Regions from separate parts of the Homo sapiens genome. Here region 1 is linked to region 2. A link is an interaction called in ENCODE POLR2A ChIA-PET data of the cell type or tissue named here. Cell type or tissue: endothelial cell of umbilical vein. All regions are shown on one strand.

Evidence for each region. Peaks named below come from ENCODE experiments on the same cell type or tissue, not always from the same donor. Only the 100,000 strongest peaks of a DNase experiment are listed, where the experiment ranks them.
Region 1: POLR2A ChIA-PET joins it to region 2 with 5 read pairs; 3 of 35 experiments call an interaction of 5 or more read pairs at or near these places.

Annotation. Positions count from the first base shown.
Region 1 is chr1:112,418,236-112,423,235 of GRCh38, reverse strand. The region is part of intron 3 of CTTNBP2NL (CTTNBP2 N-terminal like); the gene reads right to left. Among named protein-coding and RNA genes, the nearest start is that of CTTNBP2NL, 25 kb to the right of the region's middle. In endothelial cell of umbilical vein, no CTCF peak of the experiment used is centred here; no DNase peak of the experiment used is centred here.
Region 2 is chr1:112,560,554-112,565,553 of GRCh38, reverse strand. The region is part of intron 11 of ST7L (suppression of tumorigenicity 7 like); the gene reads left to right. Among named protein-coding and RNA genes, the nearest start is that of WNT2B, 54 kb to the right of the region's middle. RefSeq lists a silencer at 1,921-2,121. In endothelial cell of umbilical vein, no CTCF peak of the experiment used is centred here; a DNase peak (open chromatin) is centred at 2,003; H3K27ac peaks cover 310 bases.

The DNA of each region.
Region 1 (5,000 bases), 140 kb after region 2:
TATTTGCAAGGCATATATTTGATAAAGGACTTGCATCCAGATATATAAGAAACTCTCAAAACTAAATAATGAGAAAACAAATAACTTAAAAAAAATGGGCAAAAGATTTTAACAGATACTGCATGCACCAAAGAAAACAACACAGGCCAGGTTGGTGACTATGCCTACAATCCCAACACTTTGGGAAGCCAAGGCGGGAAGATCGTTTAGGGTGAGGAGTTTGAGACCAGCCTGAGCAACATGGTGAGACCTCATTTCTACTAAAAATTTTAAAAATTAGCCAGGCATGGTGGTGTGTGCCTGTAGTTCCAGCTACTGGGGAGGCTGAGGCTGGAGGATTGCTGGAGCCCAAGAGGTTGAGGCTGCAGTGAGCCATGATTACACCACTGTACTCCAGCTTGGGCAACAAAGTGAGATCCCATCTCTAAAATAAAAAAATACAAAAACAAACAAAAAAACATAATACAGAGAGCAAATTAGCAAATAAGCACATGAAATGATACTTAACATCAGCCAACAATAATATGCAAATTTTAACTATAATGAGATATTACACACCTATAAGGATGGCTAAAATGAAAAAGATTGGCTATACCAAGTTTGGTGAGGATGTGCAGCAACTGGATATATCTGTGGAATGTAAAATGGTACAATCGCTTTGCAAAACACTTGGGCAGATTCTTAAAAATTAAATACACATCTATCATATGATATAGCCATTCAATTTCTAGCTTTTATTCAAAAGAAATAAAAGCATATATCCACACAAAGCCTTGTACATGAATGTTCACAGCAACTTTAATTATAAAGTCCCAAATTAGAAACAATACAAATGTTTATCAACAGATAAGTGGATAAAACAAAACCGTGGTATATACATATAATGCCAACACTATTAAGTAACAAAGAAGAAATGAGCTATCAATATACACAACGACATGAATAAATCTCAAAGTAATTATGCTGAGTGAAAGAAGCCAGGAAAAAATAGAGTATATTCCATATGATTCCACTTATATAAAATTTCAGAAAATGTAAATAATTTCTGATGACAGAAAGCAGATCAGTGGTTTGGGGTAAGGGGCAGAGAGTAGTGGGGAAAGTTGAGCAGGAGAGGTCACTAAGGGGCATAAAAATTTTGGGGAGCAATGGATATGTTTGTTATCTTGATTGTGATAATGGTTTCTTGGGGAAACACATATCAAAACATCAGTATGCACATATCAAATAATACAGTTTATCATGCCAATTATACTTCAATAAAGCTGTTTTAAAAAAACAAAATAAGCTGCATCAAACAATGGAATAATAAACAAATCAATGAAAAAAAATCTGCTACGAAGGCTTCTGCATTATCCCTGTATTTCCTGTTTTCATTATAAAGAGAAGGAATTAAAACATCTGTTCCATGCACCAGAGTACACCCTTAACCTTTGCTGTCTCAAAATACATGCTTTTGGGTGTGTGGATGGGAATGGGTCACCTCAAAACTGTCAATTCCCATAAGAAAAACAAGATAATGTCCAAGTGCCACTAATAACAACAAAGATTTAATTGAGAAGAACTGTCATTTTCCTATTATCAGTATTTCTTTCTTCTTCTCCTTTTTTTTTTTTTTTGTAGAAATGGGGGTCTTGCCGGGCACAGTGGCTCATGCCTGTAATCCCAGCACTTTGGGAGGCCGAGGCAGGTGGATTACGAGGTCAGGAGTTCAAGACCAGCCTGGCCAACATGGTGAAACCCCATCTCTACTAAAAATACAAAAAAACTAGCCGGGCGTGGTGGCGCACACCTGCAGTCCCAGCTACTTGGGAGGCTGAGGCAGGAGAATCGCTTGAACCCAGGAGGCAGAGGTTGCAGTGAGCTGAGATTGTGCCACTGCACTCCAGCCTGGGCAACTCCGTCTCAAAAAAAAAAAAAAAAAAGAAAAGAAATGGGGGTCTCATTATGTTGCAAAGGCTAGACTCAAACTCTTAGCACTTCAGGCTAGGAGTCCGAGTCTAGCCTTGGCAACATAATGCCTCCTGCCTCGGCCTCCCAAAGTGCTGGGATTAATAGGCATAAGCCACAGTGCCTGGCCTTATTAGTATTTCTTGCTTTATGGAATGTATCTTTGTTCCTAAATGGATGGATGGACTTTGAACCTCTGTTCTAATAATAATAACCAACAGTAAATGAGCACTGAGCACTTCAATTAGCATTTGCTATCTCATTTGGTCCTCGTAATAACCATAACATTTTACCAATAAAACTTACAAGGTAAAATAATTGGTCTAAGATCACACTACAATTGAGTGGCAGAGCTCAAACCCTAAAGTCTGTCTCACTTGAAAGCTCACATTCCTAACAGCTACACTTAATTGAATGTTCTGGTTGATGGTTTTGAAGAGTGCCTAGTAATTATCTTTATGTTTCTTTTTTGAAAAATCAGGAATCCATGTATAAACTTTACTCAGAGAGAGCAGGAATAGGCTGGCACGGTGGCTCATGCCTGTAATCCCAGCACTTTGGGAGGCTGGGACAGCAGAACTGCTTGAGCAGGAGTTCGAAACCAGCCTGGGTAACATGGCAAAACCCTGTCTCTACAAAAAATACAAAACTTAGCCAGGTATAGTGGCATGCCCCTGTAGTCCCAGTTACTCAGGAGGCTGAGGTGGGAGAATTACTGAAGTCCAGCAGGTTGAGGCTGCAGTGAGCTGCTCACTCCAGCCACTGCACTCTAGCCTAGGCGACAGAGTAAGACTCTGTCTCCAGAAAAAGAAACAGAGCATAGGAATAAAAATAGCCACTCCAGGCTGGGTGTGGTGGCTCACGCATGTAATCCCAGCACTTTGGGAGGCTGAGGTGGGTAGATCAGGAGTCAGGAGTTCAAGACCAGCCTGGCCAATACGGTAAAACCCCATCTCTATAAAAGTATTAAAAAATTAGCTGGGTGTGGTGGCGCACGCCTGTAATCCCAGCTACTCGGAGGCTGAGACAGGAGAATCACTTGAACTCAGGAGGCGGAGGCTGCAGTGAGCTGAAACCATGCTATTGCACTCCAGCCTGGGCAACAGAGCGAGACTTCATCTCAAAAAAAAAAAAAAAGCCACTCCAACTCTAAAAAACATATTAAAATGTGGCCACAAATGGTCACTGATTAATTCATTAACGTTTTATAATAAAGGTTATGAATACTGTAAATATAAAAACCTTATAACTCAGTAACCTAAATAAAGTTCTGCTCCCACCCTAATATCCCAGTTGGGAACTAGACAGAAATTGGACTTCTGTCAGTTATAGCTTATGTTCATGTGTTCATGTGATCTTTATCAATGATCGAAACCACCCATCCCAATCTTAAAAGCTCTTCCTAAAAACCATCTATTAAAATGGGATCATTTTTGGCCAAAGAACTGTTAGGTCCAGGCTTATGGGTGCCAGAGAATGTTTCAACTTGAGTCCGTTTAAGACTTTCAAAGATCTGTTATCAAGCAAGCTAATATCTGATTTTTTTAAAAAATGCAAACTCTCTTCACAGGCTTATTAGTATGTATGGTGATTGCTAAGTTCAATTTTACGTTTTTCATTTCAGACCAGTCTTTATAATAATCTGCTTCCATAATAAGTACAAGGCCGTGACCAAAGGCAGATGTTAGGCTATGGACTTATAGTGAACTTGCATTGTTATTTTTTTTTTAATTTTTGGTGCCACAACTTGGATACAACTGAGGTTGCTGCAGGCACAACACAGAGTACTAACCACTATATGATCATAGCTGTGATGTTCTTAAGCCACAGCACCTTCCATGGTAACTTTTGTTTTCTATATTTTGGCACTGTCATTAGATCCTTATGATTATTTTTTCAATAATATTTTCAGTGAAAGTAAATTATTTGTTTCAACAAAGACATAACATTTCGATTTTTTCATTTTAACCCTTTGTGGCTGAAAAAACTCACAACAGTTAAACCTATAGAATGATGTATTACATAATCTCATACTCTAAATATACTTCTAACTTTGTCATGTCTACAACATTTTTGCCTGTAAATCTTCTTGCTTGGGGGATTTTGCAACAGCATTTGGCCAAACACAACAAAGTTCTATCCTCGGTTTTAAAAGAGGATATCCCTATTTTATGATTGAGGCATCAATGGAAACGAATTCAAGACTCCTTAAGTTAATCGCACATGAAAGCTGTAATATTTCACCATTTATCATTGTATAGATGATTTAAAGAATGCTTTAAAATAAAGCAATACCAATAAATGCAAGGTGGATTCTATTTAGTCACAGAAGCCATTTAGTGTGGCTTTGCATCAGATCTAAGATGTGCAGATGTAATATACCCGATGTGGAATATTCAGAAATAAACTATTTAATCTAAATTTTATTAGCAGTCAAATCTATTTTTCAGATTTTTTAAAATGGCCATTGATTAACCTTCCTTTATTCTCCTCTGAAGCAATCACAGCCTATGGTAGGAAGCCATTTACTAGATTTGCTTGGAATTAATGAACTGAGGCTTTCCTGCTGAACTATGTGGTTCCACTCTCTGCTTCCCCCAGACAGTTCATGAGCAATGTAATTTGCTTTCATTGTAGAGGGTATTCCTTTGGTGTTCTTATTCATGAAATTAAAGTAATAAAAGGGAAAGACGTTCATAAAGAAGTTTTTTTTTTTCTGACATGATTCCTTCTAAAACAGAAAACCACTTTAAATAAAATTTAATTAGGACCAAATATAGTATAGGTCCCCTCCATAACAATTAGATTTGAAATATACAAGACACTGAATAATGTGTTACATTATTTTCTATTGGCTTTCCCTGGTTCTATGCCAAACATGTCTTGGCTGCAATAGAGAGTGAGTGAGGAGGATTCTGGGAAGAAAAAGAACGTAATTATGGGGGGCTCTAGAAGAGTATAGCTGCAATCTGGCACTTTGCAGAAATTTTGGAATAGGAATGTAGCTCTTTTACAATTCTAACTCTATAGGTGAGGTCAACTTACAGCCT
Region 2 (5,000 bases):
ACTAATTTGAATTAGTTACAATACCCTGAAAACAGTTTGTGTCTTACAGAAGAAGCCCTTAGGGCAAGAGTAAAGTAGAGCAGTAAGAAACAAAACAATAACAAAAGTGTGTTTAGTAAATCCTTATAACTGGAGTACATATTTAGAAATTCGCTATCTGTAGCATTTAAAAGTTACTATTTTGGCTGGGCGTGGTGGCTCACGCCTGCAATCCCAGCACTTTGGGAGGCCGAGATGGGTTGGATCATCTGAGGTTAGGCGTTTGAGACCAGCCTGGCCGACATGGTGAAACCCTGTCTCTACTGAAAATACAAAAAAAAAAAAAAAAAAAAAAAAAAAAAATTAGCCGAACATGGTGGTGGGCGCCTGTAATCCCAGCTACTTGGGAGGCTGAGGCAGGAGAATCGCTTGAACCTGGACGGCAGAGGTTGCAGTGAGCCGAGATCGCGCCATTGCACTCCAGCCTGGGCAACAAGAGCAAAGCTCCATCTCAAATAATAATAATAATAAATAAAAATTACTATTTCTTATTTTACAATAAAACTGCTTTTAGTGTTATGCTGCCAAGAAAGTAGACTATACCTGGAGACTTTTAAGTGCAGAGGAAGTTTTAAAAATAAATTGATACATAGAAAGTAAAATCTGTTCTGGTTGATCAGAAATGGAAGCCCGTAGAATGTTACAAGTCTTATCCACCCTAGAAGATAGTAGCTCTTTTTTTTTTTTTTTTTTTTTTGAGATGCAGTTTTGCTCTTGTTGCCCAGGCTGGAGTGCAATGGCACAGTCTCGGCTCACTGCAACCTCCGCCTCCTGGGTTCAAGCAATTCTCCTGCCTCAGCCTCCCAAGTAGCTGGGATTATAGGCACCCGCCACCACACCTGGGCAATTTTTGTATTTTTAGTAGAGGCAGGGTTTCACCATGTTGGCCAGGCTGGTCTTGAACTCCTGACCTCAGGTGAGCCACCTGCCTTGGCCTCCCAAAGTGCTGAGCCACTGCTCCCAGCTGATAGTAGCTCTTTAGCAGCAGACTTGCATTTCACTGGCTAAACTACTTATATCATAGCACCGGCATATATAAAAGATAAAAGGGAAACAGGTGCTCAGTTGACATTCCGAGTGGCATAGCAGGGGTAAAGAGAGCAAAGGAGAAGTGTTGAAGTCTGTGACCCAAACTTAGAGCACAATGAAACCTTTGCCTTTCCCTTATGTTGTACTGTGGCCTAAGTAGAAGAGTTGAGATATGAAATGCTTATATCTTGAGGTGTGGCTCTGTAGGATGATGTGGAAAGGAGTTTTCTTGTAGCAATGCCCTCTCCAGCCTCCTTTCCTTTTCCCTTCAGTATAAGTCACTTTATTTGGCTCCTGAAATTGTTAGGTAGTATTATGTTTTCTTTCAGTTTATTCACATAGCAGTTCTGTTTATTTTCTATCTGGGAACTGTCTTTAGTCTCCCCCAATACATACCAATGTGGACTCTGCATTCGCCCTGCCTGTCCAATCTCATAGAATGTGCACTGAGAAAACTAATTGCAGAGATAAGTTGGTTCTTTGTGTGCATGACTGATCAAGAGCAAAGTACCTTAATTTCAGATGCCTTCAGAGAGATTTTTCTTTAACCTCTGCTTTTAAGAGGAAGATTATAAAGCATTATCATTACTTCAGGTCAGAATTATATTGCTTTTGGTCAAAAGCTGTTGTAAGATTTACAAAGTAATAGAAAAAAGTAATCTAAAGATAAATTATAAAGATCAAAGCAGTTCAAAATTAAAGTAAATTTGAGTGTAAGCATACATAGGGCTTTAGAGTTGTAAAAGAAACCACTAGACCATACATCATTATGTCTTTTTAACCATAGCTTCCAAAGGAGCCTTAATAATTATATTTTTAGTGAAAAGCAACAGGCTAAATTCTCTTGTTTTACTCATTTGAATGTATTGTTCATAGTTGAATGCTAGTTAAAATTGTCCCAAGCAGTTTCTCATTACAGACACAATAGGCTGAGTCAGAGGTAATATGGAAGGTCTGATAGCACATATTAGGTCCTAGCTTTGGTTTGTGTCCTCAGCTATGTTTTATTTGTTGATAATTTCCAAATCTGTGTCTTTTATCTCTGGCTTCTTTCTTTGTCTGTAGACTTAGCATTTCCATCTGGTTGTGGAAATCACATGTTAAGTACCTCAAACACTTTAATGTGTCTCAAACAGAATTTTTAAAATTTGTTAAGTCCTTTCTTCAAACTGCCAAACTGCCTCTCATTTATTTCTATATTTTGATTTATGGCTTCATTATCCTCTCATTAACCCTTACCTCTGCCATTTCCAAATTGCCAACTCATATTATAACCTTTGAAATGTTTTTCAGATCTAGCCATCTATCTCATCCCCACTGTCACTGACTCTTGTTTGCCTTCATTACCTGTACTTTAAAAAATATATTATTATTATTATTATTATTATAACAAAAGTAATAGGTACTTTTTAAAAATTCAGACTCTTCAGACTTTTACAAAGTAGAAATCTCCTGTTCTCTCCCTCCCAATTCTACTTCTCTGAAGTAACCACCTGTTACTGTTTGGTATATATATTGGCCCACATTTTCTACGCATTTCTAAACACATAGAGATAGACATAGAAAGAATCTCAAATACTTTACCGTGTCTTGTGTGGACTATTAAAACAGATTCCTCACTCATCTTTCTGCCATCAGCCCTTCTCCATTCCAGCTATTGCCAGAGTTATCTACCTAAATAGCAAGTCTTAAAAGACCTCTGCTTGTTCCCGATTGCCTACAGGATAAGGACCAACCTTTTAGTATTACACCTATAAAAGCCCTTCATATTCTGGGCCAGTATCTGTCTCCAGCCTTACTCTTTGCCAGTTCTGCTTTGCTCATTATGTTCATTGTCACTGTTCCCTGGATTGGTCATGCCTCATCATACCTCACCGCCATTGTCTTCTCTACCTGGCAAATTTCTACTCATTCTTTAAGACCCTGCTCATCTGTTGTCTCCTTTATAAGGAGTTTTTTCTAGTTTTCCCAAGAAGAGATAACGGCTTTCTCTTCTCTGTTCCTTCAGTATCTCAATCATATCTTTTTTTTTAATTGGTCTGTTTGTATGTTTCTCCCATAGTTCCCTCTGAACAAAAGCAGGGCACTTGTCTTACTTATCATTTAATGTCCAACACTCTTCCTAGCTTATATAGACAATCAGTAAACACTGGGAAACAGACATATCTGTAGTTTGGAACTGCATTGCTTTAAAAGTCTATCTAAGTTAAAGAAAGTAGATTGGGCACAGTGGCTCACACCTGTAATCCCAGCACTTCAAGAGGCCAAGGTGAGAGGATCACTTGAGCCCAGGAGTTAGAAACCAGCCTGGGCAACACAGTGAAACCCTATCTCTACAAAAAAAATTAAAAAGCTAGCCAAATGTGGTAGTTGCACCTACAGTCCCAGCTACTAAGGAGGTTGAGGCAGGAGGATTGCTTGAGCCCAGGAGGTCGAGGCTGCAGTGAGCTATGATCATACCACTGCACTCCAGCCTGAGTGACAGAGTGAGTCCCTGTCTCAAAAAAAAAAAAAAAAGTAAAGTTTTAGAAGCATCATTTCTTCAAATTTTTAAGCTAGTTTACGTAACTGTTTTTACAAGTTTTGCTTAATAATACCATTTTTTTACCTTTTAAAGATGACAGTGTGATTTTACCATGACTGTATTTACTATATTATGAAATAACTCAGCTTTAAATATGATATCATACAACAATTAAAAATGTTAGATTGGCCGGGCAACGCATGCCTGTAATCCCAGCACTTTGGGAGGCCAAGGCAGATAGATCACCTGAGGTCAGTAGTTTGAGATCAGCCTGACCAACATGGTGAAACCCCATCTCTACTAAAAATACAAAATTAGCCAGGTGTGGTGGTGCACGCCTGTAATCCCAGCTACTCAGGAGGCTGAGGCAGGAGAATCGCTTGAACCCAGGAGGCAGAAGTTGCACTGAGCCGAGATCACGCCATTGCACTCCAGTCTGGACAACAAAAGCAAAATTCCATCTCCAAAAAAAAAAGTTAGATCTGTATAGAGACAGGAAGGGAGGCGCAAAATGTATTATGCATAGAAAAAGAAATCCAGACAAACATAAATCAGATTATTGTCTTTTTTTTTTTTTTTTTTTGAGGCAGGGAGCTCAAACTTCTGAGGTCCAGCTATCCTCCTGCCTTAGCCTCCTGAGTAGCTGGGACTACAGGCATGTACCACCATGCCCTGTCTTTAGTTTATTTTTTTATTCTTCAAACATATTATTTTCTACTACTTAGCTCTGTTATGTTTCCATTTCTGTACACTGAGCATATACTTTACTAAGCAGAAAAAAAAAGACTGAAAAAAATCATCGGTCAGTTTTTAATCTTTTATATTCTTCTTAGAAAATTAAAGTCTGGGTAGCAGAGTTTTTGTATTTGGTTTTAGTTTTCCCAGAGAGTTAAAATATATCTTTGGTAAAAACTAAAATATAAATATGAATTTGAAGACATTTCAGCTGTATTTATCAGATTAACTCAGTTAATAAGTTTTTTTTTTTTTTTTTCTTTAAGATGTAGTTTTGCTGTTGTCGCCCAGGCTGGAGTGCAATGGCACGATCTCGGCTTACTGCAACCCCTGCCTCCCGGGTTCAAGCAATTCTCCTGCCTCAGCCTCCCAAGTAGCTGGGATTACAGGCACCCACCACCATGCCTGGCTAATTTTTTGTGTCTTTAGTAGAGATGGGGTTTTACCATGTTGGCCAGGCTGGTCTCAAATTCCTGACCTCAGGTGATCTGCCCGTCTCAGCCTCCCAAAGTGCTGGGATTACAGGTGTGAGCCACCGCGCCTGGCCAATAAGTATTTTAATACTTGCTTTTAGTGTAATATGCTAGGCATGGTAGTAGAATTTTAAGGATATGGTTTTTATAGTGTAATAAGTTACAGCCTATGCTGGGTAGTGGAAATTCCTGAGTAGCAG